Regions from separate parts of the Homo sapiens genome. Here region 2 is linked to region 1. A link is an interaction called in ENCODE POLR2A ChIA-PET data of the cell type or tissue named here. Cell type or tissue: IMR-90. All regions are shown on one strand. Links, peaks and the distances in the headings refer to the core of each region. The heading gives the core; the rest is flanking DNA.

Region 1 (15,505 bases), core at 2,732-10,731:
GTGATGGTTGCACACCTCTGTGAATATATTAAAAACACTGAATTATACACTCTAGATGGGTGAATTGTGAGGTCTGTGAATTAAAAAAAAAAACATCTAAACACCAACCCGAACCAGATGGTCTGTGAATTATATCCCAATAAATCTATGTGAAAATACTGCAAGCCTAGGGAAATGACAAGCTGAGGAGCAAAGCTCCTGTGTGTGGTTGGAGGACACATGACGAGCACCATTGGAAAGACAGAAAAAAAAGGCCAGGGAGGATCAGGCCTGAGATGAGACTGAGGAGGGAAGCAGGAGCAAATCCACACAGGGCCCTGCCAGCCATGTTGATGTTCTGTTTATCCTAAATGCAATGGGTGGCACTGGAGGGCTTTAAGCAGGAAAGAGGTGGAGGGAAGAGGAAAGGACACAATGGAATTTACATTGTGAAAAGATCATTCTGGCTAAAGTAAGGAGTACAGACGGGAGGGAGTTGGAAAGCTTATGTGTAGGCCAGTTGAGAGGCTGCAAAAGTCCAAGGCAAAGGTGGAGGTAGCATGGATGGGCCGAAGTGAAGAGATTAGAAAGATGTGTAAGATGTTAAATCAACAGGACAGGGTGACAGACTGGATCTGAGGGTAAAGAAGGGGAAAGAATTCTTGTTTTCATGTTTTATAACAAGATGGATAGTGGTGGCACCCATGGGAGACAGGACACTGTAAGAGGCCCAAGATGTCAGAGGGAGACAATGAGTCTGGTTTTAGACATGGAGATCAAAGCCTTTGGTATCCAAAAAGGGCCACGAGGAAGACAGTGGGTGCAATGATTCCAGAGCTCACTGGAGAGGCCTGGGCTTGAGATGGGGATCTGTGGCTCACCTAAAGAGAGACAAGTGGAGGCATAAGTACGCATGATCCTGCCCCAGTGAGATGACAGGAAGGCTTGAGACTGAGCTCTGAGGAGCCCTGACACTTCATAGCCTGAAACTGCATAATTGGAATCTCATCATAAGACAAACCCAAAGTGATGGTCATTCCATGAAGTAACTGACCTAGAGTCATCATCTGTGTCAAGGTTATGGAAGTCAAGGAAACGCTAAGGAAGTGTTCACATTAAAGGAAACTAAAGAGACCTGACAACTAGATGTAATAGGTGATTCTGAACTAGTACCTTTGGCTATAAAGGACCTGATTGAGACAATGGGTGAAACTTGAACGGGGTCAAAGGATTTGAAGGTTATAATGTATCAGTGCTAATTTGCTGATATTGATGGTTGTATTATGTATATGCAGGAGAATATCCTTGTATACAGGGATTACACACTAAAGTATTCCAGGTATTGGGGCATGAGGTTGGCAACTTATTCTCAGATGATTGAGAAGAAAATTAAGTTTATCTGTACTAGTCTTGTTACTTTTCTGTAAGCCAGTGGGCATGACCCATGTGAGAGGTAGAGTGGGTTTTAGAAGAGAAGGAATAATCCATGGTGCACAGGTCCTGAGAAGGAAGAGTTGAAGCACAGGAAGTTTGAGAAGAAATTTAAAACAGTTGTCATGTTGTGTGAGAAAATGAGTCAATCAGAGAATTAGAAGATTGCCAAGCATATTTGGGGCCCATAACAGGATGGTGATTATGAACAAAACAATGCCGTGACTTTTAAGCACATTCGAGAACTGAAAAAAATGTAGCATCTAAAACAGATTTTTAAGGTTGCGTGTATATCCAACTTACTAAGCAAGTTTATTTCTAATAAAAGATAAGCTATACTTTATAGTATCTCTTCCCCATTAATTTTGAGAAAAACGCAAATGATTGTGAAGGATATTAGAAAAATATAGTTTAAAACTCACAAAACTATGAAAGTCAGTTTATGTATATGTATATGTGTGTATAAAAAATATGCATATGCACACATACACATGTATATTTCATTTTAATTAAAAAACCCAGGTTATTTAAAATATCATTATTCAAGTACTTCAAGACCAAAACAGTTGACATCAGTAACTGTTTAACTGAACTAAACTGAATTTATTTACAAATTGTCACTCTCTTGACAAGATTTGAGCAGTAGAAAGGGGTAAGAGAAACAACGGCATAAAAATATCAAATCCAAAAGTATTATTAGCTAGCTGAAACTCAATTATGATATAAAGAAAAATTCCTTTTGAATACCAAATTTTGTGAAACAATGGGATACTTATGAAAGTGTAATTTATATTTATTTTCTTTTCAGATCTCTAGGTGAAGGATGCCTTTATTTCACACGTCTTCATCTGGGATCTATAATGCTCAAAAGAGATTATGCCTCCAGTTTATTTATTTGCATTATTTCTTTTCTATTATATACCAAGTGGTAACACTCTTGGTCTGGTTTTCCTGAGATGCATATTTGAACCAGGACTTGACTTAGCTCAGCAAGCAACTAACTTCCTGGGATATTGTTGCTGAAGTTTTGTACTATGTGGTTGTGTGTATGTTCTAGACATACATGTATGAAGTAGTTAAAGTTCTTCTTGGCAAATTGGTGGTTGGGGGAGGATAAGGGTTACAACTATATCTACTGACTTTTAGAGGTATGCCAGATGTACTGTTCAGTGGAAAAAAATATGCATGGTATGATGCTATTTCCACACCAAAAAGAGAGGAACTCCCTATAAATGTGTATCCATGCATATGTACATCTGTATTAGCAAAGAGAAAGACGTGGAAGGATAAATCTGCTATTACTTGTTCCACGACGATGGGCAAATGGAGAGGATGACAGAAGAACCACAGGAATGGTTAGAGACTCTTCTTATGCAAAAGACTATATATAGAAGTTCATGTGTACTATGTAAAACTGTTCATAATTTTGTTTTCATTATCACTTACTTCTCTTCTGAAGAGTTGGAAGATATATGTTCCTCCTACCTAATCTGCCAAGGATGGTCATTTTATCGCTGATTACCTGATAGGGTTTGTCTCAAAATAGTGTCTTTTTGTGTCACAAGGGAAGTACACTGTGAAAGGGACTTATTGCACGTAAGCATGTATGTCAAATTCAGCACATGCTCTACCCATGAAGAACACTTCAGTTAATTGACTGGCTAGCAAAATTACATGCAGAGTACTTGAAATTACGTAGGATTCCAAAGAAAACCCTTCCAAGTAGCTTACATCACATTTTACCAGTTGTGGTTACCATTTGTACAGATCCCTTAGAAAGCTATAAAATGTGACCCAAATGTAATTTAAAGCCAGAAGTGTTGAACTGAAGAAGAATGGTATATCTCCCCCAATACACAAATCAAGTAGAATCCTGCAAATAGTGCCCTTCTGGGCATGAGACTGAGTCATATGAAATTTGGCTAAACTCACAACCTTGAAAGTGAATTAGAGAAGAGAAAAAATTAAAAGTTGGTTTTCAAACTATAAGCCACTAAGAGGTAAAAATCAAGAACTTCTATATTTGATCAACGGAGTAGACCAAAATTGCCCACTTCACCTTTTCACATGACAATCATATGGAGTGTAATCACACACCCAGGTTGGACCAAGGGTGGATATTAGAAACATTTTACATTCACAACTAAAGTCATTTTGAAAACAATGAAAAGAGGCCAAAGTTAAGTCTAACAAATGCTTAAGAGTTTTCTAACACAGCCCAGACATCTACCTATTCCTGCCCTGGCTTCAGCAAGAATTATCTTCATACAAGATCATAAACTAGGAAACTAGTTTTCATTTATGGGTCAAAGAGCAGTACAGGGGATCCTTCTGCATAAGGCCACAGCAGCAATTTGGAACAATAATAAAATAAGGAATCCTTTCTTATTACCTATGTCTATATAAATATTACATGCGTATACATTTATATTATGATAATAGCTATAATTTATTGACTGCCTACTATGTGTCAGGCACTTTGCCAGGTGCTTTAAATACTTTATGATACTTACTCCTCAAACAACTCTGCGAGGTAGGCATTGCCTTTCCTGTTTTACAGAGCGGGGAACAGATTCAGATCTGCAATTTGCTCCAAGTCACCCAGCTGTTCAAACCAAAGGCTATCAGATTATAAAAGTCCACGCTCTCTTGGCTATACCCCAAGGAGTTTGTGCATGTTGATCACTGAGCTTGGAACAAATTTAGGCTCCAGTCTATGGCTACAAAACAAACAGGAGAGGCAAAGCGGGTCTTCCATGAGGCAAGAGCTGCCTCAGGCAATCAGGGGAGAGTGCTGCTGAGTTTTCCTTTAGTCCAAATGTTCCCTCTGTTCTCAGATTGTTCAGAGAGGACTAATTCTCCCCAACAATGCTTCCAGTTCAGTCCTCACTTGCAAGCAAAACTCAAGAGCCCCAAATTTATAGCTTTATTCTGAAAAAAAAAACAAAAACCAGTTTTGCTCTCAGTGGGACCCTTCAAATTTGTTAAGACCTCCTGCCATTTTCTTTCTCCAAATCCATCACCAACCAAGTGAGAGACAGAGGGTGATTCATTCTTTATCTCCAAATTGACCTAGATAGTAGCTCCATATAAATAAGACACTCAAGCCTACAGATTTTATTAACTTAATAGTGGTTCTTATTCAAGTATTATTTACTTGCTATGGTGTCCAATTTGGTCGCCACCAACCCACATGGCTTTTGCACATATGAAATGTGGCCAGTCTGAATTGAGATGTGCTGTAAAGTGCATACATACACCAGATTTTCCAGATTTAGTATGAAAACAGGGATGTAAAATATCTTATCAACAAGCCAGGCATGGTGGTGCATGCCTATAGTCCCGACTACTTGGGAGATTGAGGTGGGAAGATTCCTTGAGCCCAGAACTTTGAGACCAGCTGGGCAACATAGTGAGACCATGTCTCAAAAAAAAAAATCTTATTAACTATTATTTTATATTGGTTACATGTTGAAACCAAAATATTTTGGATATGTTACGTTAAATAAGCTGCATTATCAAACTTAATTTCACCTATTTATTTTTATTCATTTTAAGGTAGTTACTAGGAAATTTAAAATTACATATGCCACTTCCATTATAGTTCAATTGGACAGTCCTGGTCTAGAATGAAGGCTTGCCAAAGCTATTTAAAGACTGTTAAAGTTCTGTATCATACACAGGCTCTTTTTGTTTCAGTTTAATCCTAGAAGGAAGAAATGTGTTGAAATTGCAGCTATATAAAATCCTTGATGGACTGAAACTAAGGGGGAAAAAGAGGAAGCAGGTGGGTTTGAAAGAAGGAAAAAAGGAGTATCTAGCATTTTCTTTTAAAAATGTCATTCTTGATTTATTTGGTGGCACAAAGTGATTTTCTTACGTTTCTCAGACTGCTTGAGTCAGTCTATATAGAGGCTATTCCTGGATCTTAGTTGAAAGCTGTTGCCTTTCTAATTGTTTAACTGATCACTTCTGAACGACAATTACAGTTCATTGTTATTCCCTGTTAAAAAACCATTGACATCCATCCAAAAGTTATAGCTTACAGGTCAGGGAATATTTATGTGATATTTATAGTCTGTGAAGAAAACCCTGGGGAACTGCCAGTAGGGAGGATTATTTACCAATTTCTTTTTCTTCAAGTTTGAATTTATTTGAGATTTATATCCAAAAGACATTTTGTAATCCTGTGTAACTCTGATGTGTGACTATAATTGTGCATGTTGGTCAAGTTCAAGGAAAAAAAAAATCTTTTTTCTTTTTAATAGTGGGGGCTGGGAACCCTGGTTGATTCCACTAAAAACATCACAGACCAAAAAAAAAAAAAAAAAAAAAAATCCACTCAAGGAAGTAGTGTTACATACTTGAAGAATTTTCTGAAGTTAGCCAAGAAAAATAAGCTACGATCAAGGAGGAAAAGCTGGAGTTTCAGTTTTCTGGAGATTGTACTTCCTGGTAACATAAAAACAAAAGTTAAATTCAGAAAAATTCAACTATGAAGTTAGCATCACATAAAAAACAATGGAAAATATTTAACTATGCGCATATGTTTGTACACAAACAGAAATAGATATAAACAGACCTTAATTAGCATTGTAGACTTTAATTATCTTTGTACAGTAATTGGGAATGGTTTTGTTCTGATTTATTCCATAATGCTTACTGTGTTCTGTTAACAACTCATTTTTTTCCCCTTCCAGCCCATAATAGAAGGCTTTTACTGCATACTTTATTACATCTGCTTCTCATTTAATGACCATTGTTCTGGTCTGTCAGAGCGAGTGGCTATACAACTTCCCAAATCTGCAAGATTAAGCAAATATTTTGACAATGTCTAGTTTCTTTTTTCCTTTTTTTCAAAACATACCAGATAAAAATAAAAAGATTTTTACTTACCCACACAACGTTAGGAGAGTTTTTAATCTAACGACAATAAAGAACTAAGCGGCAGCAAAATGTACTTCATGTGGCAAAATACATCAAGCAATTTTCTGTCCCATTTCACTTAAAAAGTCCTAAGAATCTGGTCTGAATCACACAGCTGGGGTTAATGGGAGCACTCCTGGACTGCAGGGAGGTTGTGGGCCCCTGGGCAAACCACGTGGAGACCTTCAAGCTTCTAGAATGAGACAGAGGCCTTCTGCTCATTTTGGAGGGCCCCGGCAGGTAAGCTGAATGATAGGTGTCTGAATCACTCACTATGAAATGTCATTTTTAAAAATGGTCATGCTACATACAAAATTGCAATACCACTGATGGCATAAGGACCAGGGTCATAACTCTCCCCAAAGAAGGTGGATACAAATACACAAACAGAAGCATTTCTAAGCAACTGGGCAGAGAGATACAGAGAAAAGAGGATACAGCGAAAAATCTATTAACCCATAGGCATTCATTAATTCTACAAATGATCTAATGGTGGGAAGCAGAAAATACACAAATAAACCAACAAAAGCATGACATGGACATAAATGCTAAGAGGGAATGGTATGTGGAAGATGCTGCAGTCAGTGGAATGAGGGAAAGGGGTTAAGAACAGATGAGCTTTCAAGAGACAGTCTATGCCTTTCAGAGTAGTTTAGGAAAAAAGTTACCGAAAGATAACTAGGAACAGAAAACAAGGTGACAGAAAGGACCGCATTAACCCCAGAAGCATAAGCCTCTTAAAACTTTCTGGTGGGGAGCCTCTCCTTGGAGGCAGCAACCAGGGAAAATTCCCGCAAGGAGGTCCTACGGGAGCAGCCAGAATTCTACTAGAAAGACAGGAAAGACATGACAGGGATGGGTCTGTAGGAGAGCATCGGCAAAGATAGCAAGAGGATGCAATCCTCTTTAGAGGAAGTAGAGGTTTGCCTTGTTGCTATTAGATTGCTTCACATCTCCATTGGTTTGCGTTTACTATAGGGCGGAAAGCACAAAGCAGGATATGTATGTGCTTCAGGAAGCTTAAGTGCAAGGCAATGGGGTTCATTTGTGAGCTACTGGCAAACCATTTGTATTTGGGGTGGGCGTCCCGTGCAGCACGCCTCTGGAACAGTCCCTTCACTGTTAACACCACTGACTGGGCCCTTAATTGGAGCAGGTCTGCGCGTTTTAATAAACATCTTTGATGAGTTCTCTGGACTGTTCCATTAAACACTCATTCTACCAAAAATGCCTGGTAATTCTCTCTAAAAATGTTTTCATGTTACCGCTTCCAGGTCTTTCTAAAGTTAGGCAGTACAAAGAAACAAAAATCCAAAAGACTTGACTTTAATTTAGAAGTCTCAAAGAGAGTGTTCACCCTAGAGCAGAGATTTCTAAAGTTGTAGTATTGGACTCGCTTGCCTCCACCCCCACCCCTGCCCTTCTCCCAAAACAAGAAAACAAAGCAGCATCAAAGCTTGAGGTACAGAACAGAATAAAACATGTTGGTGCAGATTTGCTGGCCTCGGTGAAAACAACCTGAATCAGTAGGTCTTGGGGTATCTTCACTTTTAACAAACACTACAGGGGATTTTGATGCAGTCAGTTCAGGAATTAAATTTTGAAACACACTTTTGTCAGGCGGCAACAGGGTAGATAGCTTAAGAATGGGGTAGGAAGCTAGACTATAGGAATTCAAATCCTAGCTCCTCTACTTCCTAGCTGTGTGACCTTAGGAAATAAACACTCTGTGCTTCAGTCTCCTTATCTTCAAAATGGGATAATGGGAGCAATGTGTAAGAATTGAAAAATATGTAAAGTACTTAGTACTGTGCCAGACATGTCGTAAGTGCATGAAAAATGTTAGCCACTATTAACAGTGGATTCATCCCAAAGTGATTTCAGCTAATGAGCCAAATTTGGGTAGAGGAAGTACGCTGAAGCAGATTCCAACCAAACCAATGAATGAATACAGCTAAGCATAAAATAGAATCCTTATTAGGTATCCTCCCACCATCATTTCAGTACGGTCAGCACCAGTCTATAAGCTGTACAGACATCCTATACAATATCAATCTCCTGTAGCACAATATATCCTAACAATCCTCTTGGGCACAGACGCAGCCACAGGGCAGGAGACAAAGCAACAGAACCAGCAAGCACGCACTCTGCTGCCTCACTTCATGGGAATCCCATTCAACACCAGTCTAGGAAGAGATGACCTTGGAATGCAGATCCAGTTAATTCAATTCAATGAGCATTTATTGAACCCTTGTGATGTATCAGAGATTCACCTAGATGCTGAGGATAATACAAAGAGCAACAAGAAAATCACCCTGTCCTCAAGGAGGTCATAATCTAGTGGGAAAAAGAGATACAAGTAATTGTAAGGCAAGGTGGCCTGAGATGAATGCTATAATAGAAGATGGAAGAAGGCCATGCGAACACAGAGTAAGTAGTAATTAACTCTGATGGGGGCAGTCAGGAAAGGCTTTCCTGAAGAGCAGACATAGCATGCCATTGTGAGAGATCAATAAGGCAAGCCTATGAAATTGTTTAATGACTTTATCATTCATGGAAACAACCCAGAAAAAGCCTGAGGGACCATCTCTGTCTCTGCATTAACATGGGTGTGTTTAAGATTTGATTAAATGTTTGTTGTTTCTGTAACATCGCATTTAAAAAAAAACCAAGTATGAACATTCGTCTATTATTCTGATCTTCTTCAAAGAGAGAAAGAGTCCTAGAAATACTTTTCTTTTTTCCAAAGCAAACCCTCTGCATTAATAGCAAAAGAAGAATGGCAAGTTATCGAACGTATTATGAACTAGTTAGCCAAAGCGCAAGTCTGGGAAGGCCCACATTTGTTTTATGTAGCAATGAGACAAAATATGAGAGTTTTTTTCTTCTTATATATGGTTGCCTCTTTCTACTTGACTATAATCATTAATAATTTCTTTGGACCAGCAGAGGAAACAGGTATTGATCACAATAAAACATTGCATCCACAAACACTTGCTATAGCAGGTTATGGTCTCCATGGAAACCCTCCAATAGAACCAATCTGAATTCAATTTCAGAAGTAATGAGAACAGATAATTTTACACTCAATCAATCACTGTCAGCTGCCGTTATCAGCCAATCAGTCATTATGTCAGTCAGTCACACTCTCAACAAACTTCTTCTGTGGCATGGTCAGATGAGAATGTTTTGACATCCAGAAGCAACACGAGAAAATTGGCTCATCTTTCCTGGCAAGATGCCAAAGACACAGCACTGCATTGTGTTTGCTAAGGCAATAAACAGTCCAATCAAAATACACTGTGGTAGCGGAAGATTCTAGGCAGCAATTTCAATAATTGTTATGATACTGATGGCAGAGACGTACTTTCGACCCAAAAGTCATACAGTTTAATCCTCTCATTTAAACATGAAGAAACAGAGCACCAGAGAAGTTCAAGTATCTGCCCAAAGCTGCACAGCTAACTGGTGGAAAGCCCACGACTAAAACATGAGCATTCTCCCCTTCCAGTGCTCATCCAGGATGCCTTGCTGCTGCTCTTCACTGCCTTCCTTTTTGAGGCAAGAGGGTAAAGGGATATTTGAAGATTAGGTTCTAATTCTAAACAGAGAGCCCCAAGCCTGTGGGAGACTCACGGGATATTTGTGAGGCTTGTGCTTTGGAGCCAACTCAAACCTCTTGCTGTTTGGGGTTAGCTCGTCCTTGGCCAAGTACAACTTCTGGTTTCTAAGGAGGAACAAAAGATTTTGAAACACTACAGGGCAACCAAATCACTGTTACAAAATGACATTTTCGATAAGTTTAGTGCAGGACTATCAAGAACACATGGACTGAATTCCCTAAAAATGCTTGGGAGAGGGAGGTAAAATTTGAGGGGAAAAATCTGGCAAAATACAGTTGGGCTCTTGTCAACCTCAAATGTTAGAAATGTTGGCATTTGGGAATTGTGAAGAATCTGAAAGGTGTCTGGTTTCTTTCTTTTTTCTTTTTACTGCATTATTGCTTTGTCCATTTCTCAGAGACAGTTCTCTGAGGCTGAGGTTCACATTCTTCCTTGGTAAAACAGATGGTTGGGAGGCCGAGGCAGGCAGATCACGAGGTCATGAGTTCGAGGCAGGCAGATCACGAGGTCAGGAGTTCGAGACCAGCCTGACCAACATGGTGAAACCTGTCTCTACTAAGAAAATACAAAAATTAGCTGGGTGTGGTGGTGCACACCTGTAATCCCAGCTACTCAGGAAGCTGAGGCAGGCGAATCACTTGAACCTGGGAGGTGGACGTTACAGTGAGCCAAGATTGCACCACTGTACTCCAGCCTGGGCGACAGAGTGAGACTCTGTCTCAAAAAAAAAAAAAAAAAAATAGATGGACCAGCTTGATAGTTTGCAAACTTCAATGTGCATGGGAACTTACCAAATCTGTTAAAAATGCAAATCCCCAGATCCCACCTCCAGACATTTTCATTCAGCAGGTGAGGCTGGGCCCAGGAATCTGCCTTTTTAACAAAGGACCCAGGTAATTCTGATGCACTTTCTTTGCCAATCAGTGTTAGAAAACATTGGTTAACTAATGCTATTTGGTAAAGAATTTGGGCCATTTTGTTGATGGTAGTTTTCCAATTACATTCCTCCCCAAACATTCCAACTTCGTAAATTGTGTGTATCACCCATATTACAAGAACATAATTCTAATGGCTATGATCACAAGCTTTGATATATATATATATATATATATATATATATATATATATATATATATATATAAAATATATGAAATATACATTATAGTGCCACTTTCTATTAGCTGTAAGTAGGCTTTATCTTAAATAGGTAGGTGGTATATGGGACACTAATACATCCCATCAGAATTTGTCTAAGGCAAATGAGGTGAAAAAGCAAAGCAAGAATATGGGTTCAGGCTTGAGCTAAAACTAGTAATTGCAAAAAGAACAGTTTGGAAGCTTTCACATGAAATGCTTGCTTCATTTCTCTAGTCTGCTTGCCTGACCTCAGCTCACGATACCTATTTTATCTTCTCGCAAAACATTGATATAAAGCTTTTTGCCTGTTTCTACATGTAATACTGATCTTTTCCCTCCATTTCCTTCCGGGCTTTATTTTTTTTTCTTTTTCTGATGCATTTCAGGACATTTGATGAGTCTTGGAGTGTGTTTAAATGATGACAAGCATGTGATGTGTACACTAGGTAGACCGTACACCCTATGAGGACAAATACAGTTCTTTTTTTGCCATTTCATCCCCTGAACGTGTCACAGTACCTGGCACAAAGCACTTAAAAATATTCATCGAATAAATAAAATGAATGAAAGGATGGATGGATGGATTACAGACAAGTAAAAACTCATCCATCTGGAGGCTGAATGAATGCAGATACTTCAAAAGATCTATACTTTATAGTCATAATCAATAATCACTCATTTTTTCAAAGGTTGTTTTTATTGATAAAACTCTTGGTTAGGTGTTGTTGACCCCACAGAAACCAAAAGCAACTATAGTATTTTGTAATTATGCCTTCCTTTGTAAAACCAGCTATCATATAGATTTTTCTTTGCCAGGCTTATTTCATTGTTGTTTTGACTGAAATGGAAATATTACTGGAAGCTAAAATAACTCATAGACATTGGGTGAACCATAGGGGAGACAGTCAGGAATGGGGAGATGGAAAAAAAACCCAAAACTCACCAGTGCAATCAGCAACAGATCCTCCAGAAGCCTGTAAAAATTAAGACAACTTTTAAAACTCTCTTTGCCTGTCATCACTACACACATCCCAGGCTCACAGTCTTTCTGCATCATGCAGATGACAGAGGTAACCCTTAGGAAGCTTAACTTATCTCACTGGTAGGTTTCACAGCCTCATGCCAGTGACGTCACAGAAAACAACTTTAAATCTTCCATGAAACAAGCAAACTGGAGGAGAGATGAATTCAATGAGCTATCAGAGGTGCTTTCCATCCTATTAGAAAAAAGGAGGAAAGCAGGAAGGAAGGCAGTAAGAAAAGGAGGAGAAATTAACATTTGTCGAGCATCCATTGACAACCAGGCGCCACACTAAACTCTTCATATTTTATCTCATTTGAAGCTTATTATATTTCCAGGGGGTGGAAATTCATTGGTTCATTTTATTTTATTCATTTATTTACTTTATTTATTTTAGAGACAGCTCTCACTTTGTCATCCAGGCTGGAGTGCACTGGCACAATCATAGCTCACTGCAGCCTCGAACTCCTGGGCTTAAGGGATCTTCCTGCCTCACATTCCCAAAGTGCTGGAATTACAGGCGCGAGCCACCATGCCCAGCTAGTATGTTCATTTTATAGATGAGGGAAATAGGGCTCAGAGAGGTTCATCCCCATGCCCCAACAGCTAATGAACAATAAAGCTGGGACTAAAGTAATAGCAAATATTTACTAAGGACTTAACGTCAGTCAGTTTCATGTGTGTTAACTATTAATTCATTGAATCCTCCTTTTAATCTTATGAGGTAGGTACCTCTATGCCCTTTTCAGAGGTCACAGAACAAACACAGAGAGGTTAAATAACTTGCCCAAGGAGTCACAGCTGATACATAGCAGAGCTGGGGCTGGAACCTGCGTGATCAGCATCAGACCCTCGTCTCTTAACTACCACACTCAGCCATTCTCTACAATAGCGTCTAGGTTGGCCTTTTTCCAAAGGCTAAATCCTTTCCGGAATACAACTTTGATTTTATGTTTCTAGAGAAAACAAAAAAGGCATACCTCAACAATAGCCTATTAGACTTTTCCAAGCATGACAAATCATGTGTATTTGTTATATATACAGATAGGCTATGTGGTCTTAATTAAGGTGACCATATAATTTATTGTCCAAACCATGAAAGAAGGTGCTATCAATAATTATCCAGGGACAACAGTGGTAACCTGGAACTGTTCCAAGATGGCAAGGGTGCCTGGTCACCCTAGTCCTAATGAATAAATACACACACACACACATACACACAAACACACAAACACACAATTAGATATCGTTACTTTCAGACACATTCTGATACTACCCGCTGGAGTACGGATGTGTAGTTAAATGCTTTCTAACACTGTGTGAGCCCACCCTCCTCCCACCTCAAGAGCTGCTAGCCCTTTCTTTACCTAATGCATTTCTTTTAACTTGTTTTCTCACAAAAGACTGTACGTAATTGGTCAGCCATGAGAGATTAATTTGTGCTTAGCTGGCTGAGCGGACACAAGATAACTCAATAGCGGATGATGCCAGTGCATGAACCAGCAGCTTCTCTCGATAAGCCTTCCTACCTACTCGGGACCTCGTCCCTCCATAGCCTGCTTCTTTGGGAATTGCCAGCCAAGTCCTTTACTTTATTTACCTCATTTTTGCCTGCCTGGAGAAATTCAAACTTGCAGTTTTTAAGTTTCTTCATGGGCCATTTTTCTTACGGAAATAGAAACAGTAGCAAAGACACCCAGACTCTCCCCTTCTAAAGCAATGCATCAAAGAGTGCACTGGGGTATGTGGATAGCAGAGAAACTGAGCAAGGGCAAGTTTATGCATATCCTTCATCCTGCTCACATTGTTTATAACTGCAGTCAGACACAGACAGCAGGCTGAGAGTGATGGACATGGCGATGACAATGGCGATGATGGTGATGGGAAGACTTCTAAGAACTTAAAAAGCGTTTTACACAGATGATCTCATCTAATGCTATCTCAGCCCTAGGTGGTGGGTGCAATTATCATTCCCATTTTAGAGATGGAAAAACAGATATTTACAGAGGGCAAACATTCTGCCCCACGTCCAATCTAGGTAACTTAACCTCAGAGCTAACACTCTAACCCACAGGGCCTGGACATTCAAATGCACAAGTCAACCACAGATGACAGAGTACAGGACAAATTGGACTGGAGAGATCCATGCCTCCCAACTCCTCATCTCACAGATGAGAACTCCAGTTCAGTCCTTTTGCCTCCTCCAGAAAATACTTACCTGTCAAGAACTTTGTAAAAATGAAATGAGAGAAGGTTAAAAACATAACCAAGAAGTGCTACATAAATGTTTTCTACTGTCACTAGACCAGCCCTTAAACGCTATTTCAGAATGTATTACTCTAATAGAGTAATTTTTAAATACCTGGACATCAGAGCTAATTGGACATCAGACATTGGAGCTAATTCCACCTAACCATAGAAATGCACTGTGGCCTGGGTTTATGCCTGTCATACAGTTCCCTCCCACGGCAGGTACATTTGCCACATCCCAATACACTGCCAGTAAAGATAAAGTACCTTCTAATATACTTATAAAAGCACAGAGTGCAGGGGCTAGGGACTATAGAAGAAGGCAGGAGGCAAGGAAGCAAAGGGTTTTATTTTTTTTTAATGTCCCCAACTCCTCTAACCTGGTCCCTTTGCTTTGTTTGGCTGGTACGACAGGTGGTGACTCTTAAGCACTGTGTAGCCTGCTCTTGTGTCCAGATTATCCCAAGCAGTCTGAAACTTCAAGAGAATTTGCAGTAATGCACAAGTCAGGATTTGGTTCCCAGAGCAAAGCTGTGCTCAAAGGATTGGACATCAGAAACAAACCTAAAAAGAGCCACAAACACGGACCCCAGGCTCCTCCCACCCCCTCCCTAACTCACCTGTAGGGTTTAAAGAGATTCCATTTTAATGAAGCAGGATGGGCATAACACTTGGGAAGGAAAGGAAATCTGGCCTACCCCAAAGCAATTAGCTTCCTCTGCTAGGAAGAGACTGTGCTTGTGTCCTGAGGTTTTTATTTCATTTTTCCTCAAGGGGATGGGAAGTTCGCTGGTCTAAGATTCATGCCTTTCAGACTGCTCCTCAAGTGAGGAGGCCACGTGGCCCTGTAACCCAAATGCCAGGCCCTTGGTATCACCTTCTGCTCCTCTCAGAGACACCTTGATGTCACCTTCCGCTCCTCTCAGAGTCACTCTGCCGAGTCGCCCTGTGATGAGGACATTATCTGGACCTGTGCTAATACAGTGGCTACCAGCCACCTGTGGCCACCGAGCACTTGAACCTGGCCAGTCCCAACTGAAATGTGCTGTCAGTGCAAAATCCACACCTGAGTTGGAAGTGAATAAAAATATCTCAATTTTTTTACATGAATTACACATTAAAATTGTACTATTTTGGA
Region 2 (15,505 bases), core at 3,976-11,975, 110 kb before region 1:
TTATTTCACTCACCAACATGTCACATCTCAAATTGACTGGAAGGAAAGAAAGGTTTAAAATCCACTGGGTGGGGCACTGGAGGGGGAGGTGAGGAGTGATGGAGACAAGGCAGTTCTGCCGACTTTACACTTTTCCCAGGGCTGTTCCTGTATGTGTCGTTTGACTGATTGGGTCAAATTACACAAGATCTAGCTAGATATTCAGATTCCCTCCAATGCGTCTGTGTTGTGTAATCCTCCCTGCCTTGTAAAGGAACAGATCTGATTGGCCAGGGATTGCACAGGTGGCAACTTCACTGAGATTCACAATGCATTGGAAACAAGGGAAGAGACCCTGGTATTCTATGACAAACGTGCAGACAGTCTAAAACATCAGGACAACATTTTCTATGTGATTTAGCTGGTATTTCTGAGCTGGAATAATTAAACAGAGATCTATCCACTTGACTAAAAGAGGAAGCAGTCGATGAGGAAGTCAGTCCCTAGCTCCCTTTGCCCCGAAATATGCCAATTCTGAATATTTCGCATCAGCTTCCTCTTAATAAATAGCTTACCACTCATCCATCCCTCGAAAATATCATTAGAATTGCCTGGATATATATATATTTTTAAATACCAATGCCCAGGCCACATCACATTCAATTAAATCAGAAAAGGTGATAGGTGAGTATGACACTCAGGCATCAGGCATCAGTATTTTTTAAAGCCCCTCTTGACCCCCAGGTGATTCTGACATGCAGCTAAGTTTAAGGTCAAGTGTTAGAGATCAGGGTAGAAACTCAGGAGTTAACTGCACGGTGAGCCCTGATCTGTATCACACACTCAGGGCCTAATCAGAACATGCTGATGTTTCGCTTAGCATACATTGCTTATTGCAACTAGAATATTTCTCAACCAACATCCTTCTTAATAAAGTCTAATTTGGGCCAGTTCTACACTGTTAGTGTTGACAGGGAAATTCCCCATCGCACTGGTGATGGGAGGGGGTGGTGCTTTCAAATCAAGCCTTGAAGAAGTATCCGGCTTCCAGAGCCCAAAACCCTCAACAGAGGAGCTGCTTCAACAACTTCTGCATACTGCCACCTGGTGGGGCCTGGACCCAACTTCATCACAGCTCTTCAGCCTTGGGCACCTACCCGCCTCCCCAAACAGATGTAATTTAGGAAAATGTCATGCATTTTCAATCCAATTTACTGGTGCCTTCCACATTGATCAGACTTCCTTCTCCTTTTTCCTCCCATCTGGTTAATATAATTATTGCTTTTACGTGGCAAAGCCATTTTATGTAATAGCTTTGTTTGTTACTATGGTTACAAGTTTAGTAGCCCTTTGGAATATAAATCTATCATCCCTGAAAGTAGCTTTCTGTGTGTCAAGGTGCAGCCCTTATGTAAGGAGAGTAACAGCGTTAGTTTTCTGTCGTAAGGAAAGTGGCCTTTCTTGGTCTTATTTTTGAAAGTTCTACGAGCCTAGCCTAGACACTCCCGGGAAACTGCTGGGTGCTGTCCCACTTTTTCCCTCTGGAATTTTCCTAACTGACGAGGCATCCACGAGCAGCTCTATCTGGGAGAAAGTAGGGAAACGTCGGCCGAGGGGCAGCTGTGTTTGCTGGGCCAGAGCCCTCGCATTGCATAACTGGTGTTTTTCCTGGTCAGTGTACTCTTGGCTGATTTATTTACCAGTTAAAGGCAAGGGCTGAGAATATAATCTCTCAGGAGTTAAGTTTCTTTGCGTGTAATCCCTTTCCCTCACGCATCTGAAGCATCGGCCCTTATTTCCTGATGGAAGTGGAGTTATAATCTCCCTTTGGAAAGTGGTAAGAGTTCAGTGCTGGGTTCAATCTGCCACCCTCAAGTGACAAAGCGTGACAGCGTCTCTGCTATAGTGCTTCACACCCAACTGAATCAGACGCAGCCCTCTGAGCACAAAAGTGGGATGGCCTGTGAAGCTGGGCTTTCTTCCCATTCTCAGCCAGTAACAGCAAACCTTGGAGAGTTTATACCATGTGTCCCTGTACGTAACCTCATCTAATCCTTTCGACAACCCCAGGAGGTATGCATTGCCATCAAGTTGGCATCACTCCCATTTTACAGAGAAGGAATTTGAGGCTCAGAAGGATTAAGCACCATCCCCAAGTCATATAACTAGTGTGTGGGACTTAATGTCTTTGGAAAGTCCTGGTTGCTAACTTAACAGAGCCTCACTTTCCAGATTCAAGGAACCATGAGAAAACAAAGAGCAGGCAGTATCAATGCCTTCACTAAAGCCTTGATTAAGCCAAACTGAACAAACATCAACAATCTTCTTCCCTCTTCAGGAGAAAGTTACTGGTTTGGTAGGCCATTAGTGAATTTCCAGTGGCTACTAATTAACTAACCATGTCATTCATGTTTATTATCACAGAGCAGGTACGTATTTATTTACACCACTCACACGGCAGGATAATTTGCAGTTATATAATTTCATGGTAATTACGATTGGAATTGCCATGTAGAAACTGGGCACTTTGGAGATGCATGATTACCAACAACTAGCTACCTTGGAATTACCCATTAATGACATGATTAGTTGTGGCTTTGTAAGAAAATGTTGTTATGAAAGGGACTTTATCTTTTCATTCCCAATTGACAGAAAAGCAGGAACCTTGGAGATATCAGAAATATTTTTTTTCTTCTTCTGGCAGGTGAAGAATGTAGTTGTGCAGGTTTGTCCTGTTTCTGGGCATGTCTGGGGTGCCTTGGTGACAGGGAGGGAGCAGAAAGAGATGTGTGAGCTTGAGCAAAGGGTGCAGGCCCTGAGCTGTACCAGGCTAGTCTTCAGGTCTGTTGAGCCAGGGTACAGCCAGGAATTACCAACTTGTTAGGCAGAGAGTAAGGAAGCTCAGAAAGCCCGTGCTTGAGCTAAGGGGTACGAAACCCAGGAGACTGAATGACTGCCTGTCCTCTGCTCTGTGGGGACCAAGAGAATATAAGGAAGGCAGAAGCAGAGGAGGTGGTAGGTTCCATCTACTTATGATGCTACGAAAAGACATGCGGCTTATATAATATGCACTAGGCATGAACCACCCTGCCCCCAAATACAAAACTGGTCTCCAGACTGTATTTCTTGGCAACAGTGGCCTCCTTGGCTTTTCCTCCACATCCCCTTGAGTTGACTATCCTCTGAGGTTGCTCTTGCTATTGATTCTCACTGGATATCACTGGGCATGGGGAGGAGAAACCCACACAACGGGGTGCCTGGCATATGAAGAATAAGAGAAACTTTAGCTCTTAGAACTGCAGGAGACCCCTCGTTTAATAGAGGAGAAGCCCAGGGCCCAGCAGGGGTGAAGGAAGGTATGGTCCAATGTCACAAAGCAGATAAATGGCAGAGCCAGGCCTGGAGCCCACACAGGCCACCTCCGAGTGATTTTCCATAATGCAATTCCTTCATGAGGGAGGAGTTGTTGATGCCTCAAAATTGAGACTAGGCTACTATAGATAATACCTATATAGGGAGTGCCTCTGCATCCATTATAGAGGCTACTCTGGGATATTTAAATACATATTTTTTACCTGATTACGGCACCTATACAAAGACTCCTGTATCACATTCCTTTCACTGGTCAAGAGCAGGCAGACATTTGCACCTCCTGACCTGCAATGCCCCCCTACTAATAGATAATGAGAAATCTGAAGTCCACACTGATTCCCTTTTCCTCTAGCTGCTAGGAAGCTGAAAAATCCATCTTTTCCTTAGGTAGGAGTTTTCATTACGGTTTTCTTTTCCTCTCTTTTGCCTGATATCTGCTTTTGTTTTATATATTGTTTTGATCTTTTTGTACCTATGTTTTTAGTATAAAATTTCTGGATGCAGGTAGGGCTGTCAACTAATCAATAACAAATAAACAAATAATAATCTTCATGCTTGGTGTTCAACCATGCAGGAAATAAAATCTTATAGAACGTACAGAAGAGCCAGGAAGGATCACACACTCCACTGTGCTAACTGCATACGAAGGAGAAGGGGAAGAAGGCTCAGTTTTAGTGGAAAGGAATAGGAAAGAGAAGAGGCCTCTTCCTTTATCAGCTCCCTCACAGCTTCAGCAGCACTATCTCACCCCACTAACCAAACATCCAAAGGACTTGGAGGCAGAAAAGAAAGCTTCCGGAGACCTTGGAATTATGTATGCATCTATCTATGTATCTATCTATATATCTAAGTATCTATGTTTCTATCTACGAATCAGCCATTTTATCTTCCACCTCTATCATCTAAGTTAACCTTTCTCTAATATTTCTCTAAGGCTAATCTCATCATCTTTGTCTTAAAGAAGCAGACTCAGAATTAAGTAATGTTTTCAACGTCAAAGAATAAGTAGATCTGGGATTTGAACCTATGCCCATTTGTATGTGAAGCCCACATTTTTTCCTATCATATCACCCACATCCTCAGACCATGGCTGTCACCTGGAACTGTCAGTAGGCCACCCATTTTAGGTCTCTCTTAGGCCTAAAGTCACCAAGCTTTACCAGTACCCAAACTGGGTGCTAGGAACAACAGGCTGGGCACTAAGATATGACAGATGTGGATTACCACATACCCCAGGGAGAAGCCTACATACCATGGGTTCATAGTTAACAGCGAGCTATTACAATAGATATTGTTCATCCTCAAAGATGAAACTGTGATGAGACCATTGCTATAATATTGACAAATCTTCAGGTACACCAAATGTGAAGATGAATTTTATTGAAATCTTCATAACATTTTTCCATTTGCTGATAGTTTAAACAATTATGTTCATGTTTCTCTCTGTGAGATGACTTTTGGTGTCCTGAAATGACATGCTATTGTGTAAAACTACAGATGCAGGACACCTCAGTGGAGTTCTTTTCTTGCATTAAACTCACTTCAAGGAAGATTTATGAAGCCTTGAAGGTCTGGATTGGGCCTTGGGGCTCATGATCAACCCAGGACCAGAATATCAAGGCCTAAATTGCAGTCTTGGTTCTACCTCATAGCCTCCTAAGACCCTGTGTTATTCTCCAGTCTTATAGAACTAATCACATAAAGTGGTTAATTTCTTAACCTATTTGTAGAGACAAATGGGTGATAGAAAGAAAACTGGAGCTCCTGGTTCACATATGCCTACCCCATGCCCCTGCAATTCCACTGCCAGGATATATCCAACAGAAATCCATACTTATATCCACCTGAGGACATGTATAAGAATATTCACAGAGCCACTATTCATAAAAACCCCAAAATGGAAATACCACTAATTCCATCCCTAACAGAATGGATCAATCATGGCACATTTCTACCGTGGAACACTACATAGCAATGAAAAGGAAAGACCCATTGCAGGCATCAACATGGACAAATTCTATGCACAGAATGTTAGGCAGAAGAAGCCGTCCATAAAAGAGTACATAGCACATGATTCAATTTAAATGAGGTTCAAAATATATGCAAAAGTCATCTAAGGTGCTAGAAGTCAAGACAGTGGTTACCTCTGAGGAAGGGTAGTGACTGGCAAGGTCATGAGGTGGTTTTGGAGATGCTGATCCTATTCCATTTCTTTATGTGGGTATAGGCGATGTGTTCACCTACAAATTCATTGAGCTGCACAAATATGATCTGTGCACATTTCTTTGTATGTGTTATGCTCCAATACAATTAAAGAAAAAACAGGGTTCAATTCCCATCTCTGCCACTCACCATGTGGCTTTTGGAATTCACTTTACCTTTACGCTACATCTTCCTCATCTGCGAAACCAGCATAATACAGTTCACTAACAGGGCTGCTGTGAGGATCTAATAAGAAGCTGTGTATAAAACACCTAGCACTGAACCTCACACATGGTAGGTGCTCAATATATGGTCATTCATTTTTAAAATTTTAAAAATGTGATGGACAATATTGAATATACACAAAACTAAAGAGAATACTATAACAGACCCCCATGGACCCCGTCACTGAGCTTCAATAATTATCAGCCTATGGCCAATTTTGTTTTATCTGCATCTGTCTCCCCAACCGTTAAAAAATATATGCACAGTCTACAGATATATGCTTGTTTTTGCATATATACATCAGTTTGCATCTCTGAGAAATAACTCTTTTAGAAAACATAATTTAAAAAGATCAGTGGTTGTTGGGGCTTGGGGGAGGGAAGGGTGAATAGGTGGAGCACAGAGGATTTTGAGGGCAGTGAAACTGTTCTGTATAATACTATCATGGTAGATACATGTGTTTATAAATTTGTCCAAACCTGTAGAAGGCACAACACCAAGAGTGAACCCTAACATAAACTATGCAATTTGGGTGATAATGATGTTGGTTCATTGATTATAACAAATGTGCCACTCTGGTGGGGGATATTCATAGTGGGAGAGTGGGGGGAAGGGGTATGTGGAAGCTCTTTGTAATTTCTGTTCAATCTTTCTGTGAACCTCAAACTGCTCTAAAAATAAAGTCTCTTTAAGAAGATACTCACATCCATGATCATTAAAGACTACTGCTACTATCCTATTTCTTGTCCAGTTTTCCTAACTCATAAATATATTTTCACAACTGTTTTGCTCAAATCAAGATCCAAACAAGGTATACTTAGTATGCATTTCTTCATTCTTAATTAATTCAATGTCTTAACAAATCACAGAGTCAATAGATAGGAAAGCTGTTTATGACTTTGGCCACCAATCACATAATACTTTGTGAGGAGAGAAAAAAGGGTATTGTCATGAAGCTTCCTAAAAACACCCAGAGTTTCTGTCTGTAACACTCTTCTGAATTCTTTAGAACCATGGATGGTTGCTGTCACTGTCAAAACTACATCTAATACTATAAAGGAAAGACCCTTTAACACAAGACTGTGAATACAAATGGCAGAGCAGATACTATTGTCACACATATATGCAGAAGAGATTCTGTAAGGGGTATTTCCGGGAAGACAGACAAGGTGTGATATCTGGTGTCACTGTGTGTATGAAAGAAGCATTTTAAGATCCTCAAATAAACATACCGCCCAAATTAAGGTGAAAGTAAAGCAGACAGGACCCACTTTTTGCACTTTGTATCTTTTCTCTCTGCTCTTTCAGCACTGCCCAAAGAAGCTGTCGTTTTCATCTTGCACACAGGATGCCGTCCTCTGAAGTCTGAACAAAGGCCGGATCACATGCCTAAGCAGTATTTTACCTTGTGCTGATTCCTTAAAAAAACAGATTGTCTCCTGGATTGCATGCATCTAGAAGTTCTTACCACGTTTTATTAAACAACCAGCTAATGCTTCTGCTTCCTCTAAGGAGATCATGAGTCCCCCCACTCCCGAACAAAGGGCCTTCATTTTATTCATCTGTGTATTCCACATCCCAGCACAGCACCTGGCACATAGTGGGCCCTCAAACAAATGTATGTGGGATAAATGAACAGATGAGAGTGAAAAGAGGCTGTGACGAAAGCACTGGACGGGAAGCTGGAGACCTGAGGTCATCTAGGCCCCTGACACTCAGAGTCACTTGAGTCAAGGCACCAACTTCCGTGGGCTTCCGATGATTTCTAGGGTCTCTCCCAAGTCTTTTTAAAAAAGGCACATAATCCTAAAATGTGCTTACTTACTGCTTTGCTGTGTTGATCCACCTAGTGACTTATATCTAAAGACTAATTGCTAAACAAATTACTGAGGCCTTTCCGAACGCTCCACAGCAACAAAACTTTGTTTTTCCCGTTGCCCCATACCTTCTGTGTCATTTATGTTCCCACTACAGATCACAGTGGCAACAACCCCACCCAGAAGAGCCAGGAAAAAACCCTCCCCTCTAACTCACCATAGGGCTTGCCATGTGCTAGCTGTGGTTCTGCTAAGTTGTGCTGGAAGCTGGAGTGGGCAAGGGCTCAGAAGCCTTCTCTTTCCCCCTTAGTCCATGCCTGGCCCTGCTGTGGGCAGAGCTACGATGACTGACCATGATCATGTGTGAGCACGGGGCAGTGTGTTTTAAGGGGTGAGCACTGGCAGAGGTGGGTCCAGAAAGGGCCAGCCCACTGAAAACTTCCCAAGTGGGTGAAACTCACCTTGGCACTTGCTCTCCTCTCTCCTGCCCTCTATCCCATACCCCATGTGTAGCATTCCATTCAAGAAAAGAACTCTGACTTTCAGCTTGTTGACAACTTATCTCCTGAAGGTGTTAGCTGACAACTTTTCTGAGGCAGAAGATGTGACCAATATAGGTGCTGGGAGAACGGAAGGAAGGGGTTGAGTTACATTTATTCAGTACTTTTTCACTCATTTAAAACTAAGCACACAACTGAGAGGAGTACTCTTCTACTTTTAAGAAATGTTCTTATTGTATCACTGCCGCTAATATACGCTTATAGTCTAAAAATATAGAAACAGATTTGAACAAAGAAGAAAACTAAAGTTACACATACTATAGTCCTTTAAAATTTTAGAGCCTTCTAGATCTTTTCATATATTTATAAGTGAATATATTTCTTACGTGCCTGTAATCATACTTCTGCTCATCCGATTTAATGTAATTCTATTGTATCTGTAATGGAATAGAAATTCTTGTCCTTGGATAAGTCACTGGCCCTTTCTATCCTCAGATTCCTCATTAATCAGTAAAGCACGAATACACAGGAAAATTAAGTCGTGAAGCACTAAACCACAGGGCGGTGCGTGGAGGCAGCCAGGCCATGTGGTGGAAATACTGTGAACTATAACAACCATAGAGATATGAGGAGTGATTATTGATAGGACACATTACCATTTCCAAGGATTTAAAGGTAATCAGGCCAGGCACAGTGGCTCATGCCTGTAATCCCAGCACTTTGGGAGGCCGAGGTGGGAAGATCACTTGAGGTCAGGAGTTCGAGACCAGCCTGGCCAACGTGGTGAAACCCCATCTCTACTAAAAATACAAAAATTAGCTGTGCGTGGTGGCACATGCCTGTAGTTCCAGCTACTTGGGAGGCTGAAGCAAGAGAATCCCTTGAACCCAGGAGGCAGAGGTTGCAGTGAGCTGAGATTGGGTCACTGCATTCCAGCCTGGGTGACAGAGCAAGCTTCTGTCTCAAAAATAAATAAATTAATAAAATAAAATAAAATAAAATAAAATAAAATAAAATAAAATAAAATAAAGGTACTCTAACAATTGAGGAAGTGCCTCCTTATCACATCCTGACAGGCGGACCCTTGCTGCAGCCACAGGTGTAGACTGCTCTCTCAATGGCATTTTTTGAAAGTTGTCAGTTTCTTGGTGCTGGAACCTCTCCCAGCTCAGAAGTTGTCACCTTCAGACTATCTATCTTCTCTAAATGGGATTGGCTTCGAAGAGAATATTTGAAATGTCCCCATATTCAAACTGAAAGGAGACAGGCTGGACCAGTAAGACCAGCCAAGAGATGTTGAGTTACACATATTGTTTGGGGCCACAGAGCCCTACTCTGTTTCTCCTCCACCTGTCTGATCCCACAGTACTAACAATACATTGTCTGTAGGCCCAGTTGTAAAGACTCTCGCCCCTGTGGACTGGCTGTCCTCAGAGGGGAGTCAGGGAATCCCCAGCGGGGCTGTCATGGAGCTTTGGCCCAGCAGCCCCACAGCTCACTCAGAAATGCACTGCATGCCTGATACAGTGAATGATCATCAGACCGGCCATTGGCGGCTGAGCACTTTGCCTTTCTGGGCTTCCGTTTCTTCACTGGAAGCATGAGGGTGTGGAATCCAAGGACTATCAGAATTCCTTCCTGCCCAGATGCCACGAACCTGTACGTTTCTGTCCATTTTTGTGTTCTGCTGGTACTCAGGACAGTGCCTGTAATAATGCAGGTACTTTGAAGTATCTGTTGAAGGAATGGGTGATGAATAAATGGGTGGAAATTCTGTGCTTACGATGAGTGGAAACACAACGGTTGGTGGGAATTAAACTCTTAACACATCACATGGTGACCAAAAATGCTGAGGCCATATCTGGCCTGCATGGTCTGACATGATTGGAGGCACCCCTGAAGGTGGGAGGATAGAGTAGATTGAATGAGAACTGCTCTTGAACAACTAGGATACAAGGCTGCTATATGAGGGGCCAGAAAAGATTGCATCAGGGCCTGGAGATGGTAACATTCATGACAGGTATACATCTATGGTTTTGGAGGCATCTCCATATCTGCATTTCTTATAAGCTTGTGCATATAGTGACACACAGCTATTCGAAAGCCAAAAGTCCCTCAATCCAATGACATTTGGAACAGAACCTGGAGCATAACCTGGAAGGCACCTGCAGCAGAACCTGGAAGGCACCCTATCTGACCTGGCATCAGCTGACACCTGGCTGTCTACAGCTTTCCATAAGCCCTTGCCAAAGTCTCACACTCCCCAACAGGCCCATGGACTCAGCAGTACTTGGAGACCGAGTCACTGGGTAGATTATAGAGTTATCCCAGCCCCCATCTTGCTCAACCCCAACCTTGGGTGCATTGACTTCCCAGTGAAACAGAACATCGAATGACATTTTAAGCACAGTGGTACATCTTCTCAGAGAGGGTATTTGGCTATAATATGCTGCAAACTTTAAAATGTGCATATACTTTGCCTCTGCAGCTTCATTTCTAGGAGATCATTTGAGAAATGCACAAATATATATGCACATGGATGCTCCTTAGTCTCGTTTATAAGAGAAAAGCTGGGAACAAACTAAATGTCTATTACTACATATCAGCTGAATACATTATGATTTACTGATGAATGAAATATCCCGCATCATAAACATGACGCATAAAAATATCACAAAAGATGTCCACAAGCTACTATATCATTGACTAAATAAAACTGTCTATATGATGTAATTAATCCATGTATGTAAGTACATCCAGATAGACTGTACAGAGAGAGATGACTGGAAGGATCCTCATGGAAGTTTTAATTTACTACCTGGCTCTTGAGATTTGGGGTAAATTTTCCTCTGTGCTTCCTATTTTTCTTTACAGTTGGAACACTTCATGATAAGTGTGTTGTTGATATCAGGAAAAAATTATTATCATTTTGAAATAAAAAATAATTTTATTGGAAGCCTTGGAAGGGAAAAAGAGTGGAGATCTCTCCAAACAGTTGAAATGAATTTCTAAGCAGGTGCACGCTAGTCACACACATCCTTCCCACCTCTCTGACCAGATAGGAAGTGCTCAACACATGTGGACCAGTTCCCTACTAGCTGCCAGGTAACCAATACGTGAAGCAAAATGGGGATTCTACAAAGTGAGAGTCCTAAGGAAGCTCTATCCTATGCGATATGGAATGGAGGCAAAGGATGTGTCCTACTGTCATCTGTAATGTTCACTTCCCAGGACCCAGCCATATACTTGGCAGTAAGTAGCTGATGAACATTCCAACCATTATTAAATAACACTTCTTTCAATTTCGAATATAGTCTTTGCAGCTTCCTCTTCCTTCCTACTTCTAACTACAGGGGAACATAAAAACCTGAAAACCGTCTGACTGTGGTGGCTCATGCCTGTAGTCCCAGCACTTTGGGAGGTAGAGGTGGGTGGATCACTTGAGGTCAGGAGTTCAAGTCCAGCCTAGCCAACATGGTGAAACCCCATCTCTACTAAAAATACAAAAAATTAGCTGGGTGTGGTGGTGCACATCTGTAATCCCAGCTACTGGGAAGGCTGAGGCATGAGAATCACTTGAACCTGAGAGGTGGAGGTTGCAATGAGCCAAGATCACACCACTGCACTCCAGCCTGGGTGACAGAGGAAGACTCTGTCTCAAAACAAACAAACAAACAAACAAAAAACACTGAAAAACCTAATCCCTGCAGAATGCAAGCGTCAGATTTTGAGACCATTCAGTCCGATGTTCTCATTTTATAGAGCAGGATACTCATTCTGGAGAAAATAATTCAAGTTGGCTATTGACAGTGTCTGGATTAGAACCACAGTCTTCCAGCCCTGTTTTCTCCTCACCTTCCTCACAGCCATGCCCTTGTTTGGGGCCCGTGCTTTCTCTTGTTTGGACTACTGCAACAGTCATCAAGCAAGATTTTCCTCCCATCCTCCCATCTTCTCCAGGTCACATTCCCTGGCACTAGAGAATCTCTCTGGAACACTGAACTGCCCTGCCCATATCTTTTCCCTGAATAAATCCCTTTAAATGTTCCTCATAGACTCCAGGACAAAATTCAGACTCCCCTGCATCTCACATGAGCCTTTTGCAACATATTCATGGACCACAGTGGCACCCTGAAGAAATAATCTTTCACACACAACAGCTGGAAATACTTCATGTTCCTTTATTGTCAAGTAAATGAGGGTTTCTTCCAAGGGACTATCCTGTAACTACTTAATTTAAGGATTAACTAAAACAGGAAGTGCTAATCAGCTCCTGAAAACACAACCAACATTCTAGGCGGGAAGCTCGTGGAAGCCAACAACAAAAGCATTCGCGCTCAGTATGCCTGCCTTCCCCTTGGAACCTAATACATGGTAGGACCTCAGTAAACACTACTTGCCAAATGAATAGACTAAGTAATAATCAGAAGTGGAGAGGTTAAACTAATACAATGGGCAGTGAAAAGAAAAGCTGTTTTTCGTTTTCTTATACCCCTTAGAACTGAAAAAGACTCTGAGTTTGTCCAATTCGACTCCCTCATTTCACAAGGAAGGCATCTGAAGCTCAGAGAGACAAAGTGACCGCCCTAAAGTCCCACAGCATGTTCATGGGAGAGTTAGGACTGTGCTGGGAGCTTCTGATGGTTTCCACTGTGCCATGCTGACTCTCCAGGCAAGTCTAAAGTAATGCTGGCAATAATGCACAGAGCTCTAGGCACAGGCTCCTCTGGAAGGTGCCAGACAGCATACAGGCTGGGGCACCAGGTGTACAGCTAATCATCCCCAGAGAGGTTTACCTGAGCTTCCAAAGGGTTTTTTTCTTTTCTTTCTTTCTTCTTCTTCTTTTTTTAATCTTGAATTGTTTGGTGAAGAGTGTCTCAAGCCAAGGAGCAGACACACTTGTGTGCCCCGCTCCCACTCTTCCCTCCTTTGTTCTTTTCTTTGAGCTGGGTCCATTGGAGGAGCATTGTATGGTGCCCCTGCTGGGTCTACAAGGCCCCTTTTTGGTTCAATTAATGAGCCATAAATAACCCAATGAAGGTGTCAACAAAGAGGGTAATTTATCATACCTTGTCAAGACGGCAAGCTTTGTGAGGCAAGCGCTCATTCACAGTCTGGTGCAACATGTTAAGATTTATTCCTGGCCAGGTCCCTCCTCCTCCAGCCCTCCCTCCCCCTATCAAAATTTATCTTTCACAGGAATCCTCACAGGTGTGCTGCTTTGACAAATAAGCTATGAAGTCTGGTATTCATCACTGGCTGGTCTTTGTTGAGAGGAAGGCAGCGGGAAATAAATTTATGTTAGAGGGAAGGTACTTGTGATTCAAACACACTCAAGGGGAGCAACGAGGTTATTTCCATCCTCCTGGTTCTGCAAAAGGCGAGAAGGAGATAATGCTAGGACAGCCACTTTCTTCAGTTTTTACTACTTGATGGAAGAACAGCCAGGACTTTACTGAGATGCGCACTTAGCTGTCAGTCTGGAGGCTCCAGTCGCATTCTCTTGAAAATGTTTGGTTGGGAAATCTTACAGTGGAGTAGAAAGTGCTACAAGACATCTGATATGCCCAGAATCGCCATATCAGGAGGTTTTCCCGCTTCGCTCTTCAACTTCTGGCTTCCCTTGGAGTGCTCATCCTGAAGTGTGAGTTTGCATAATAGCCATCTGGGAGTGCTTGCTAAAATACTGATTCCCAGGCCTCCCCTCCAGCCCCCAGAGATACGGACCTGGGAAGTCTAGGGAGGAGCCCAGGAATGTGTATTTTGACAAGCTCGCCTCTGTTCTTGCCTTCAGACGCATATGGTTTATGGAGCACATTTTGGATCAACACGTGCTGCTTAGAGTCTCTGGTGCATGCCTCTGAACTTTCTGCAATGATGGAAATGCTCTCTATTTGTGTTACTTAATACTGCAGCCACTAGTCTCTTGTGGCTGTTGGGCCCTTGAAATTTGGCTAGTGTGAGAGAGGAATGGAATTTCTTAATAGTATTTAATTTTAATTTATTGAAATTTATATAGCCATGTGGCTAGCGGCTACCATTTTAGATGGTAGAGCTCTAGCCCATCATTCTGCATAGTAGATACAGACGAAAAAGCTCAACATAAGACCTGATATGCCAGTCTCCTCCTACTCTACCCTATTTTCCAGCTAAGAAATACTCCAAGTCCCTGGAGTGTGCCCTATTTAGTCATTTCTAAACAGGAAGAGGGAGGAGCATATCCTCCCACCTCCATTCTCAAGGTCTATATAAGCCGAGAGACAGAAAGATCCAATTTCTTAAGTGCCTTCCATGTGGGACGGTGGGAGGCATCTTTGAGAATTACATATGGTCTCCCAATACAGGGAGGGAAGACAAATATACAAGTGACCCAACACCAGGTGGCCCACTATGAAGCTGTAGAAAACACCTATAGATGCAAAGTGCCAGGAGTCCTCAGCCTCCCCTAGCAGATGTGAACACTTCCGGACACCAGCCATTCCCTTCCCACTTTGGAATTAATGCAACAGCCTTGTAGCTCATTATGCCCAATTCACTGAAGGAAGTTAGACTTCTGAATTCCTTCCTTGAAGTGTCCAAGGTAGGTTTCCCACTGTCTGCCCTGTTGAGATGGGACCCACCTCTGTGGTTACACTTTGTATGTGGTGACTGTCATCACCTGCTCATCTGCTCACCTGTAGACTTTGAGGTCCGTGAGCAGAGATTCCCAATCATTTATCTCTGAGCCAAGAGACCGACCCTGGTGGGGCAAAACCAGTATGTTCTAAAATGAAATGGCCTCACATCTGCCTATATGAGGCCTCTTACGTCTTGCTTAAGGATAAAAGTGGCCCTTGAAAAACAGAAAGTGGTCTGTTCTCTGAGGGTAAAAGGGTGTAGGTGTTCCCTTTCTACAGTGTTATGAGAGGGACTTACCCCTTAAATGTGTATTTTAAATGGCAGGGGGAAGAGGGGGAAGACCACATGGAAGAGTGACTGGTCCAGGGTCTGGGGAAGAACTCCCTGTCTGTGAGAAAATTCCACCTGGGAAAGAGAAGGTGAGTCTGCCTAGAGCAGCAGATAGGCTCCAGGTCCATAAGTGGGGCCAGGCAGGCTTACAGGAGTAGGAGGCACGGAGGCACATTGGGAGGTAGGCTGTTCACTGCCCAGAGGCACAAAGCCCCTGTCCCAGAAGTGAAGGGCAGCCTACAGGCCTCCACTGGATGCCCTGCCACCCACGAACAGCCCCTCCCTGCCCAAGCACTCTTCCTTACTCACTCCTCTGGCTCCATGGGGAAGCAGAATCCCAACTCATAGCTGCAGGAGGAATAGCTGAAGAGAGAAGAGGCCTGGCTTCAGCTTCCAGAGCTAAGCCCTGCCAATCTCCCAGACTCCTGCAGTCTTTCAAGTCTCCGACATTTGATTACTCCT

The links. Peaks named below come from ENCODE experiments on the same cell type or tissue, not always from the same donor. Only the 100,000 strongest peaks of a DNase experiment are listed, where the experiment ranks them.
Region 2: POLR2A ChIA-PET joins it to region 1 with 13 read pairs; 2 of 35 experiments call an interaction of 5 or more read pairs at or near these places.

Annotation. Positions count from the first base shown.
Region 1 is chr15:61,029,065-61,044,569 of GRCh38, forward strand. All of the region lies in intron 1 of RORA (RAR related orphan receptor A), which reads right to left. LOC107984805 (a long non-coding RNA gene) reads right to left here. Exons shown (of 3, transcript XR_007064660.1): 2 at 5,775-12,070. Among named protein-coding and RNA genes, the nearest start is that of RORA, 190 kb to the right of the region's middle. In IMR-90, for the core only: no CTCF peak of the experiment used is centred there; a DNase peak (open chromatin) is centred at 5,807; H3K27ac peaks cover 433 bases.
Region 2 is chr15:60,916,020-60,931,524 of GRCh38, forward strand. All of the region lies in intron 1 of RORA (RAR related orphan receptor A), which reads right to left. Among named protein-coding and RNA genes, the nearest start is that of RORA-AS4, 160 kb to the left of the region's middle. RefSeq lists an enhancer at 817-926. In IMR-90, for the core only: no CTCF peak of the experiment used is centred there; no DNase peak of the experiment used is centred there.